Regions from separate parts of the Homo sapiens genome. Here region 2 is linked to region 1. A link is a contact called in ENCODE Hi-C or POLR2A ChIA-PET data. All regions are on one chromosome and are shown on one strand. The core of a region is the stretch at or near the end of the contact, and the rest is flanking DNA. Distances in the headings are between cores, read along the strand shown. Region 1 has its middle 24 kb from the start of ELFN1. Region 2 overlaps MAD1L1 (mitotic arrest deficient 1 like 1).

Region 1 (5,130 bases), core at 25-2,524:
TCCCCGCCACCCCCCTCCCCGGGACAGGCTGGGCCAGGACTCCGGCAGGGCCTGGCTCTGTGACAGGCTGTCAAGCAGGCAGCAGATAAAACGCCTGGCCAGGGTGACAGAACAAGATATAAAAAGCCTCCCAGCTCCTCTGTATTGACTAGAAACCTCGTGCTTCACGTCCCATTATCTCCCATGCTAACGGGCCCATACGAAGGCCGGTCAGTGGGGAACTCGGCGTCCTGGCAGGCAGGGAGACACAGCACCTCACAGGGCGCCCCAGCCCTCCGTCCTGGTCCTCGCCCAGCCTGGACGGTCTGACCGGGTAGGTCCTTCTCACCCCAACGCATTTCCATCCCCTTTGTTTTGGAGGGCAGGCAGAACATGACCGCCTCTCGGAGAGGAGACAGAGCTGCAGGCAGCTGGGAACTCGCCCAAAGCCAAACTTGGATGGCAGTGTGGGTGTCCTGGGCATCCCCCAAGGCGGGCAGGCCCTGGGCATCGGCTCACTCAAGCCACCTGAGCATTTGATGAGGAGGTGCTTCTGCACCCCCATTCTGCAGGCAGGAGTGCAAAGCCCACAGGCAGGGAGGGACTCACCCAGCATCCCTGCAAGCTGGAGCCCGTGTGGGGCTTCTGACCCAGGTCTGTAGGACCCCAGAGCCTCAGGGAGCCCCTGGGGCAGATTGGGCTGGGACCCCGAGTGTCTATAAACAGGAGCGAGGCTGCGGCCCTCAACCCAGATCAACGCCCACGAGCACAAACCCAGGTAAGGCACAAACTCCGTGGCAGCAGCGGGGTCCGCGGGCCCCAAGTTTCCCTGAGGCCAACGGCCCAAGCCTGTGGGATGCAGATGTGGTCTGGGCCAGGTCTGCAGAGGTCCCGGGTCTCCCCGCAGGGCCTCGCTCCAGGCTGGAGTCACAGGGGCTCTCTGCCTCTCCCCGCACCAGCCCCTCCGCCCCTTCTCATCAGTCAGGTGGCAGCTGCACACTCCTCCCTCCGCACAGCCTAGTTCCCCAGGGACCTCGCTGAGCCAAAAATGCCTGTGGCCTCTGAGGAAGCTGGGAGGAAAGGCACGCTGTGCTAAATGAAGGGCCGTTTCTTCCTTCCAGAATAGCTGCGGCCACAGCGCGTCCAACGTGCCTGAGCCGTTGGAGCCAATCGCAGCACGGGGAGCAGTAATTAATAAAAATGGGTAATGATAGACCATCTGTCCCAGCCTGCGCTCCGTGGCGGGGCCACGCCGGGCCCTCATTAGGCATTCCTCTGTCATTGTCCCCGCAGATGTTGGCGGTGGCCGTGTCGGTCTCATGGGAAGACGAGGTTGAACACATTTAGGCAAACGACACCAGCAGGCTGGGCCCGAGCTACGAAGCTCGCTGGGGTCAGCCCGTGCAGAAAGCCCCGGTGCGAGGGACCTCCATCTGTCCTCCACCCCGGATGGTGGCTGTAAGCTCAGGCTGTGAGTGAGGTGGGCCCAGACCCCAGCTGGAGCCCCACTCGCTGGCTCTGTGACCTTGGGCGAGCGCTGGAGCCCTCTGAACTTCCACCGCTGAGGTCAGAGCCAAGCACCAAAGGAGAGGGGCCAGCGTCTGTTTGGGAAGCTCGGGTGGAGAGATCAGGACTTCCCACAGCCTCTAATTTGCTAACTTGCAAGGGAGGAATCAGATCTCACACCGTGGCCCCCAGAATCCAGAGACTCAGTAAGGCTCCCAGATCATAGTCATGCTTCAGTGGAGAGGAGACCTCGGGAGAAGATGACCCCAGGGGTCCCAGGGTCTTGGAACTCTCTGGAAGGCGCTGGGCAGGGCTTACACTCCTTGAAAATTGCAGCCAGTCTATGGATCCCTGAGGAAGGGCCCCTGGCTTCCCTGGAGGAGGGTCCATCCCCTGGGGAGGGGAGGCTGGGCACCCAGGAAGGGAGGGGGACCCAGCATGCCCACGGCTCACAAGCCCAGTGAGAATCGGATATGCAGAGAGGCCCGGCGTGGTGGCTCACGCCTGTCATCCAGTGCTTTAGGAGGCCATCACTTGAGCCTAGGAGTTTGAGAGCAGCCTGGGCACACGGCAAGACACTGCCTCTACAAAAAGATATAAAATTAACTGGGCATGGTGGCATGCACCTGTAGTCCCAGCTTAAAAAAAAAAGAAAAAAAAAAAAGGGCTGGGCACAGTGGCTCATGCCTGAAATCCCAGCACTTTGAGCGGCTGAGGTAGATGGATCACCTGAGGTCAGGAGTTCGAGACCAGCCTGGCCAACCTGGTGAAACCCCACCTCTACTAAAAAATACACAAATTAGCCTGGTGTGGTAGCAGGCGCCTGTGGTCCCAGCTACTCAGGAGGCTGAGGCAGGGTAATCGCTTGAACCTGGGAGGCAGAGGCTGCAGGGAGCTGAGATGGTGCCACTGCACTCCAGCCTGGGCAACAGAGTGAGACTCTGTCTCAAAAGAAAAAACAAAAATCAGCAGAGAGCAGGAGGGACGTCTCGCTCCCCCAGGGGGAGGAAGGCCCCGCGTGGTCTGTGTAACCTGGAGCCGTTCTGGGGCAGAGGCAGGGCCTGGCCTCCCTGCAGTCTCAAAGCTTTGGGTTCCATGGTGGTGTCACTGCTCCCCCAGCTGGGTCCACTCTGGACAAATGGCCAAATGCCCTCAGAGTGGGGGGTCCCCCACACAGAGCATCCACATTTGCCAAGGGTGGCCCCACCTTGAACACACCTGGGGAAGGCACGGCAGAGAGCAACACCAAGGCACAGAGAAGCGTGACCTGTCCAAGATCGCGCCACCAGGAGCAGTGGAGCGTGACTTCCTCCAGACAGCACGTCCCGGGGCACGGAGGTCCCACTCACCCTCCACCCTTGAGCTTTGGGGTCTGAATGCTTCCCCTGCCACCCCTGCAGCCCCTGCCTGCCCCGAGTGCTCCCAGCTCACCTCGGTTTGGCCTGTGCCAGGGAACGGCTGACCAAGCAGCCCCTGGCTGTGGGCCCGGAGGCCAGCGGGGACACCTGACCAGAGGCCCCTCTGGTTCCCTGTGCTAGGTAACCTGAAGTCTTGGCCTGGCACACCCCTGGGGAACCGGAGCTTCTCGGCTTTGTCCCCACACAATGGAGCATTGGAAAGAAGAATCAGAGAGAACGTGCTGTTCCCGGAGCCCATCAGCCTGGCCAAACCCTTTCAGGGCCAAAAGGACCTGTGGAGGTCAGAAGGGAAACTGAGGCCGGGTGAGGGGCTCCCCCTTACACAGGAGGTGGGGTCAGACCTGAGACAGGGCCTACACCTGCCAAGCCCTGGGCCAGGGACGATTCCCACCCAGGGGTGTCCTGGGGTGAGGGAGCCCTGGGGCTGCCGGGCAGACCTCTGTCGGTGGAGGGAAAGCCGCCTCGCTGGCTCGAGTACAAGGGTCAACAGAGACCCGTGGGTGCAGCGAGTTAGCAAGCTATGGAGGGACCCAAGGGCGAGAAGATAGACCCGGCGCAGTGTTCTCATAAATATTCATGTGAGCCATATGAATATTCATAGTAACCTCTCCTACTACTGATAAGGGAGAAGTGGCAGTGAGGGAGGACAGGCCTCTCCCTCCTCAAGCCTGCAGGCCAGAGTCCAGGCGGAGGCCCTGAGCGTTGGAACCAGTCCTCCCGGCAGCCCCCTCAGGATCTCCTCAAACAGGCGGGGACCAGGGGCCAGTGAGGGTGGAACCAGAGCAGGAAGGAGCACGTGGCCTCTCCCTGCCACGGAAGAGGGCTCCAGCACCCTGGGTAACCTGGGGTCACCATGCCTGGACCTCAGACAGGCCTGGCTTTTCTTGGGTCCACTGGCGGGAGCCGCAGGAGCCCGGCGAGGTTGCAACTGCTTGGATCACAAGATCCTCTGGCGCTGGGTGGGGAAGGGACGTCCAGTCAGAGGCGGGGCAGCTCCGTGTCCAAGCCTTTTCCTTTCACAGAGATGGAAAGCGAGGATGGCTCAGAGATGGCAGTGCCTTGCCCTAGGTCACACAGGAACTTCATGGAGAAGCCCAGGGCTCCATTCTGTCATCTGTAAGCGTGGGGACAGATTTTTTTTTTTTTTTGGACACAGTTTTACTCTGTTGCCCAAGCTGAAGTGCAGTGGCGTGATCTCGGCTCACTGCCATCTCCGCCTTCCAGGTTCAAGCGATTTTCCTGACTCAGCCTCCCAAGTAGCTGGGATTACAGGTGTGCGCCACCACGTCTGGGTAATTTTTGTATTTTTAGTAGAGACGGAGTTTCAGCATGTTGGCCAGGTTGGTTTGGAACTCCTGACCTCAGGTGATCTGCCCGCCTCGGCCTCCCAAAGTGCTGGGATTACAGGTGTGGGCCACCATGCCCAGCCTGTGTGGACAGATTCTGACGTGCAGGTAGGTAGAGTTACATCTGAGCTGGTTCCTGCCCTGGGACAGGTGTGTGGCACACAGTAGGCCCTCAGTGTTTGCTGAATGAAGGAAGGATCATAACCTGAAGTTAGCTTCCATTTAAAGATGGGGATGCCCGATGTGGTGGCTCACACCTGCAGTCCCAGCACTTTGAGGGGCTGGGGTGGGAGGATCGCTTGAACCCAGGAGGTCAAGGCTGCAGTGAGCCATGATTGCAACACTGCACTCCAGCCTGGGCAACAGAGTGAGACCCCACCTCCAATAAACAAATAAAGACAGGGAAACCTAGAAGAAAGGACCTGCCCAAGTCTCGCTGTAGACGGTGGTGGGCCAGCTTCTGTTTCACTGAGTAATGTCGACAGTTTAGGTAGCGTTTGAGGACGGGGGTCTTTTTGGAAACCTCTCTCCTTGATGATCTTGGCAGCCCGTTGGCTTGTGAGGAGCTTTGCAGAACCCACAGGTCTGGGGTGGGGGGGCACAGGGTGCTGAACCCCATGGCCTGCAGGGCAGCCCCATTCCCTCTGAGTCCCCAGCCCCTTCTGTGCACTGCAACCAAGAAAGGTGTGCAGGGTACAGTGGTACACGCCTATAGTCCCCGTGCTTTGGGAGGTGAGGAGGGTGGATTGCTTGAGCCCAGGAATTTAAGACCAGCCTGGGCAATGTAGCAAGACCCCATCTCTACAAAAAATTCTTCAAAAAGTTAGCCAGGTGTGGTGGCGCACACCTGTAGTCCAGCTACTCAGGAGGCTGAGGTGGGA
Region 2 (5,285 bases), core at 286-2,785, 570 kb before region 1:
GAGACCCGTTTTGGATTTCCGATCTAAAGTACTATAAAATATTACATTTGTGGGCTTTTTTTTTTTTTTTTTTTGAGATGGAGTCTCGCCCTGTCCCCAGGCTGGAATGCAATGGTGCGATCTCGGCTCACTGCAACCTCCGCCTCCCGGGTACAAGCGAGTCTCCTGCCTCAGCCTCCTGAGTAGCTGGGACTACAGGCGTGCGCCACCACACCCGGCTAATTTTTGTATTTTTAGTAGAGATAGGGTTTCACCACGTTGGCTAGGATGGTCTTGATCTCTTGGAACTCGTGATCCACCCTCCTCAGCCTCCCAAAGTGCTGGGATTATAGACGTGAGCCACCATGCCCGGCCAGGCTTTTTAAATGTTAAATTTTTTTTTGTAGAGATGGGGTCTCCCTGTGTTGCCTAGGCTGGTCCTGAACTCCTGGGCTCAAGTGACCCTCCCGCCTTTGCCTCCCAAAGTGCTGAGATGACAGGCGTGAGCCTCTGTGCCGCACCAATTTGTGTTGTTTGAAGCCACTTAGTTTGTGGTGATCTGTTTCGGTTGCAGCAGGAAACTGGTACAGAGGGTGAGTCAGAATGCGTGTGGCACTGTGAGGATCAGGGCTGGCAGGGCCCTGTGCTGGGGGTGTTCTGTCTTCACCGCGGCAGTTGGTAGGAAGGTGTCAGTGCTGGAAAACATCCTGCAGTCATGTTGCGGGCAGAGGAGGAAACTGAGGTTCAGAGAAGCTCCCTCTCTTGCCCGGTGCACAGCAAGTTTGGACCAGAATTTAGGCCTTCTGGCCCCTGCCTGGGTCCTCTGTCCTTCATGCCACTTCCCTGTGGCCACAGCCACTCCCCTCTGTGCCTGGCACACCTATGCCGCCTTTCTCCGGTGGTTGTGGGGCCTGGCAGGAGGGCAGACTCCATCTGCAGTGCTCTGCAGCTGCCCAGCTGTCCAGCTGGCCACTTCCAGAGTCCCCTTGGGTGGCGTGGCGTCTCTGTCCTCTTCAGAGCTGTGATACAGCCAAGGTCGTTTTGGGGCCTTGGCCCTGTGACCCACGGTGAGGTGGCTCCCTGTCAGCGGGGGTATCTGGCAGGGACTCTTCTCTCAGGTGCTGGGTTCTGTAGGAGCTTAGCCTGAAAAGACAGCTCCCATGCGACATCTTTTCTCTCTCCCGCGGTGTAATTTATTGTTTGATGGTTGAAGAGTTGGGGCTCTCAAGCCACATTCCGTAGTTGGGTGCTTGCTGCTCCATGTCCCTGGGCCAGCTCCTTCATCTCCCTGTCTGTCTCCCCGTCTGCACAGGGAGGAGTGGTGCTGGCTGCCTTGTCAGGACTGTGAGGCTCACATGAGTCTATGCAAAGTGCTCAGAGCAGTGCCTGGCGCGTAGCGAATGTTCTGTAGCGTTGGCTGTCATATAGTTACTAGTCAAGTGCGTGCCTGCGCATAGGAGGGGCTGTGAGAATACCTCACTGACTTGCCGAGTGGAGCGTTGATAACAGCATGGTGCTTGGCACTGGGTGGAGGTGAAGCGAGGCCAGAACAAAGGCACAGAGTCCCTGCCCTCAGATTGCTTCCGTCCTAGAAGGGCCGTGAGACTCACCTCTTTGGGATGCGGCTCAGCATGGGACAGGCATGTGACACAGAGGGGTGGGCTGGCCTGTAGGCAGTGTCTCACCCTCCCTCATGCTCCAGGGTGGCTGCCCTCCTCTCCTAGGGCCTGCTGGTCCTGGTCTGCTGTGTGATGGCAGGAAGTTTGGCTCCAGGACTGAGTCTGTCTGCTCCAGGGCTTGGTTCCCTGAGGAGCCCCTGGAAGATGGGGGAGGGATGAGTCCTAACGGCTCAAGGACCCGAGGCTGCTCCCTGGGGCACAGTCAACCCCAGGATCCTTTCTGAGGCTGTCTGCCTTCTCCCTCCACAGCCACACGTTGCTTTTAGCTTGCTGGGATTCACACTTGAATTTACGGGGCCAGGAAGGAGTGAGGCAGGAAGCGCCAGTGTGGCTTCTGCAGTTGGGGAATAATAACCCGGCCACTTCCAAGCAGACTTGGAGCATGTAGCGCCCAGCTCAGAGATGAGGGCAGGCTCTCCTGAGAGGTCAGGGACTTAGCACCGTGATCATGATTGTCAGTCTTATGTGATGATCCTGTGGCAGGTGATGACAGGGTCTGTGCTTTTGTTGTCTTTTCAGAGGCTGCTGGCCAAGCTGCAAAGCTGGGAGAGACTGGACCAGACCATGGGCCTGAGCATCAGGTAGGGAAGGGCAGGTGTCTCCGGGGTCCCGCCTTCTTTGAAGGGTCCTGGGTGAAGAGCAGAGCCTGCTTCCGGCTCACCAGCGCAGTCTCCAGCCAGGCATCTCTGTGGCTGGTGCGGGGCATTTGTCCTGGGCTGCTCAGGTTTAATGAGGCCTTTCCCAGCGGATGGGGCAGTGGAACCCAGTGACTCATCCTGCTGAAGCCTTAGTAACATCTTCATTCAGAAGCGGAATATCCACAGCAAACCAGTGGCAGGCGTCTGATTGCCCTGCGTTGCGGGGCTTTGTGAAAGGACTCTTTTTGGTGTATACCGAGGAAATAATTGCTTTTGGGGGAAATCATTCATTTTAGGGAACTGTAACCAGTGGAGATGAACTGAGTTTTTAGAATTAAGAAAAACCCACTGTATTAGGCTGTTCTTGCATTGCTATAAAGAAATACCAGAGACTGGGTAATTATGAAGAGAAGAGGTGGAATTGGCTCACGCTTCTGCAGCTGTACAGGAAGCATGGTGCTGGCATCTGCTCGGCTTCTGGTGAAGCCGCAGGGAGCTTTCAGTCATGGCGGAAGGTGAAGGGGGAACAGGCACGCCGCAATGCAAAAACAGGAATGAGAGAGCGAGAGAGTGAGCGAGCGTGAGTAGTGTTGGGAGGGAGGTGCCACACACTTCTAAATGACCAGATCTCATGAGAACTCACTATCATGAAGACAGACCCAAGCTGTGAGGGATCCACTCGAGGATCCAAACACTTCCCACGGGGCCCCACTTTCAGCACTGGGGATTACAATTCAACATGAGGCATGGGGCAGGGACACAGATCCAAACGGTTCTCACCCACCATAGTGGAAGACGATTGTCTGGTGCTTGTAGCAGCCTCTTCACGCAGTCTGTGCCAAGCTGAGTGCCAGCGCTTGGGTGGTGGGATGTGGGGTGGAGCTGCCGGGGGACCACCCTGGGTGCTGGGGATGGTATTCTTATAGACAGGTAGCTGGACCGTTCCCAGGTCTGGTCCTGTCTGTCCTCCTGCCCCATCCTTCCCAGGACCCTGTGCTCATCTTTCTCCAGCAGCCGCTCAGTTGGCCCCTGCCCTTCAGTCGCGGTGCCCCTGCAGGTGACCACCTCCTGGCAGCTCTGGTCTGGACCCCTCTTCCTGGTTGCCCTGTGTGCGCCAGGTCTCGAGGAGGTGCAGGAGCGATGCTTTTGAAGGAGCCATCAGAGCCCGGGGCTCAGGGCCCGAGGTGCTGGTGCCGAGGCGGCCTCTTATTGTGTTTGCTTGTGAGATTTCAAGGCTTCCCGCTTCTTGCCTGTCTTTCCTGCTGTTCTTGGAAACTAGGCTGAGACTGAGACTCTCTGAAAGAGCTATCCTTTGACCACACCGTCCGACTGCTGGTTCTGGAATCCATTACCTTCTCATCAGCATTACTGGCTTCAGTTCTCTGTCACCTGAAAGTGCCTCTTCATTTTCTTTGAGCTTTGCTAAGTCAGAGCACGGCCCGGGCTGCTGTCTCCTCTTGAACTCCCCCTGTAGAACACAGACTTCTGTAGGGCCGGCCTCAGCGGGGCCTAAATGCTTTGTGCTTCTGTCTGTTCTCTGGGCTTATTAATTGCTTGGAAGGCGACCCTTCTGCTCCCAGGCATACTCTGGCCAGATGAGAAACCTCTGTGACTTCTTTCCTGTGAAGGGACATCAGAGGCCCCCACGTGCCTGATGGGCCCGGCCCTGCTGGAGGGTCCAGTGTGCAGTTTGCCCTGGAGCACTGGGTGTCAGTCGGGCACGAGACCTGGCACAGCTGGCTGCTGTCTCTGGCTGGTTTCAAAGTACTGTGGATCCTTTCAGCCCTGTTCCCGCATCTGAGCGCCCTGCCTGGGCATGGCTTGTGTGAGGGCGAGCTGGCCTGGGGGTGCTGCCTGGGCGTGGCCAGCATGAGGGCATGCTGGCCCCAGGGGTTCTGCCTGCCTGTGTCTTCTGTGTTCACTCTGCCCTCCCTGGTGGCCAGGCCCTGGATGAGGGAGAGGAGGGGTTGGTCTGTAGGGCTGGTGGAGGTGGGCTGCCTGTGCCCACCACCAGCTTAAAGTGGGCGGGAAGCAAGTGGCATGCATGTGTGGCGCCCTGCAGCTTTGATGAGGAACACAGATAGTTCTTCGGAGGCTGGATTCAAGGCTCCCCCTGCCCCCCGCCACCAACAGTAAGACCTGTGTCAAGTCACTGCGCTGCTCTGGGCCAGTGTTCTCTTTATTGAAAGGGGGACACGGAGCTCTTCTCCCCAACTGCGTGTGAAGATCCGACGTGATCGTGTACTTGTGGAGGGCCCTGTGAGTTGGAGAGGGGCTGGTGCGAGCGTCCTCTCTGAGCAGCCGGAGGCTGATGGCCAGGAAGGTGGATGGAGCCGTCCTCGCTGTGGGGGTCGACCCCTAGTCTCCTGCGTTGGCCTTGGCTGTGGGCCTGGTAGAGGGCAGGTTTCCTCACGTGCTGGGTTGCCTGCCATGCCTGGGCCCCTTCAGGGCTCCCCGCTGCTCCTTGTGTTGTGCTCCACAGGGCGGGTGTCTGAGTGTGGTTCTGCATCAGGCCGTGATCTCGGGTGACTCACGCTGGACGTCAGTGGGGTGGTGCTCATGCCGCAGTCCACGGGAATGCGGGCTGGCGGTCCCGAATACGGCTCCTAGAGAGTCCACGGGAATGCGGGCTGGCGGTCCCGAATACGGCTCCTAGAGAGTCCACGGGAATGCGGGCTGGCGGTCCCGAATACGGCTCCTAGAGAGTCCACGGGAATGCGGGCTGGCGGTCCCGAATACGGCTCCTAGAATCACCGGGAGGGTTTGGTAAACGTGTGCATTTCTGGCTGCGCACAGTGGCTCACACCTGTAGTCCCAGTGGTTTGGGAGGCTGCCGCAGGGGGATTGCTCGAGCCTAGATGTTTGAGATCAGCCTGGGGAACGCAGTTGAGACCCCGTGTGTACCAAAACAAAAATTAGCGGTGCTCAGTGGTGTGCACCTGTAGTCCCAGCTACTCAGGAGGCTAAGGTGGGAGGATCACCTGAGCCC

What was found. Hi-C counts contacts between places; a loop is a spot of excess contacts on that map. ChIA-PET counts read pairs that join two places held with the same protein, here RNA polymerase II (POLR2A). Pooled maps may share reads with other maps.
Region 2: a map of right cardiac atrium shows a loop between it and region 1 (2.4-fold over the local background). The contact joins two enhancer-like sites. A Hi-C loop is called at or near these places in 3 of 168 maps with a recorded cell type or tissue (GM23248, IMR-90 and right cardiac atrium) and 2 of 50 pooled maps. POLR2A ChIA-PET finds 5 or more read pairs at or near these places in 2 of 52 experiments (OCI-LY7 and Panc1).

Annotation. Positions count from the first base shown.
Region 1 is chr7:1,643,351-1,648,480 of GRCh38, reverse strand. No RefSeq gene overlaps it. Among named protein-coding and RNA genes, the nearest start is that of ELFN1, 24 kb to the left of the region's middle. Within about 2 kb of position 1,274, at least 5 of the 41 ENCODE cell types and tissues checked have a DNase peak (open chromatin) inside an H3K27ac peak, as active enhancers do.
Region 2 is chr7:2,210,166-2,215,450 of GRCh38, reverse strand. MAD1L1 (mitotic arrest deficient 1 like 1) reads left to right here. Exons shown (of 19, transcript NM_001013836.2): 10 at 2,178-2,239. Among named protein-coding and RNA genes, the nearest start is that of MAD1L1, 20 kb to the left of the region's middle. Within about 2 kb of position 1,535, at least 3 of the 41 ENCODE cell types and tissues checked have a DNase peak (open chromatin) inside an H3K27ac peak, as active enhancers do.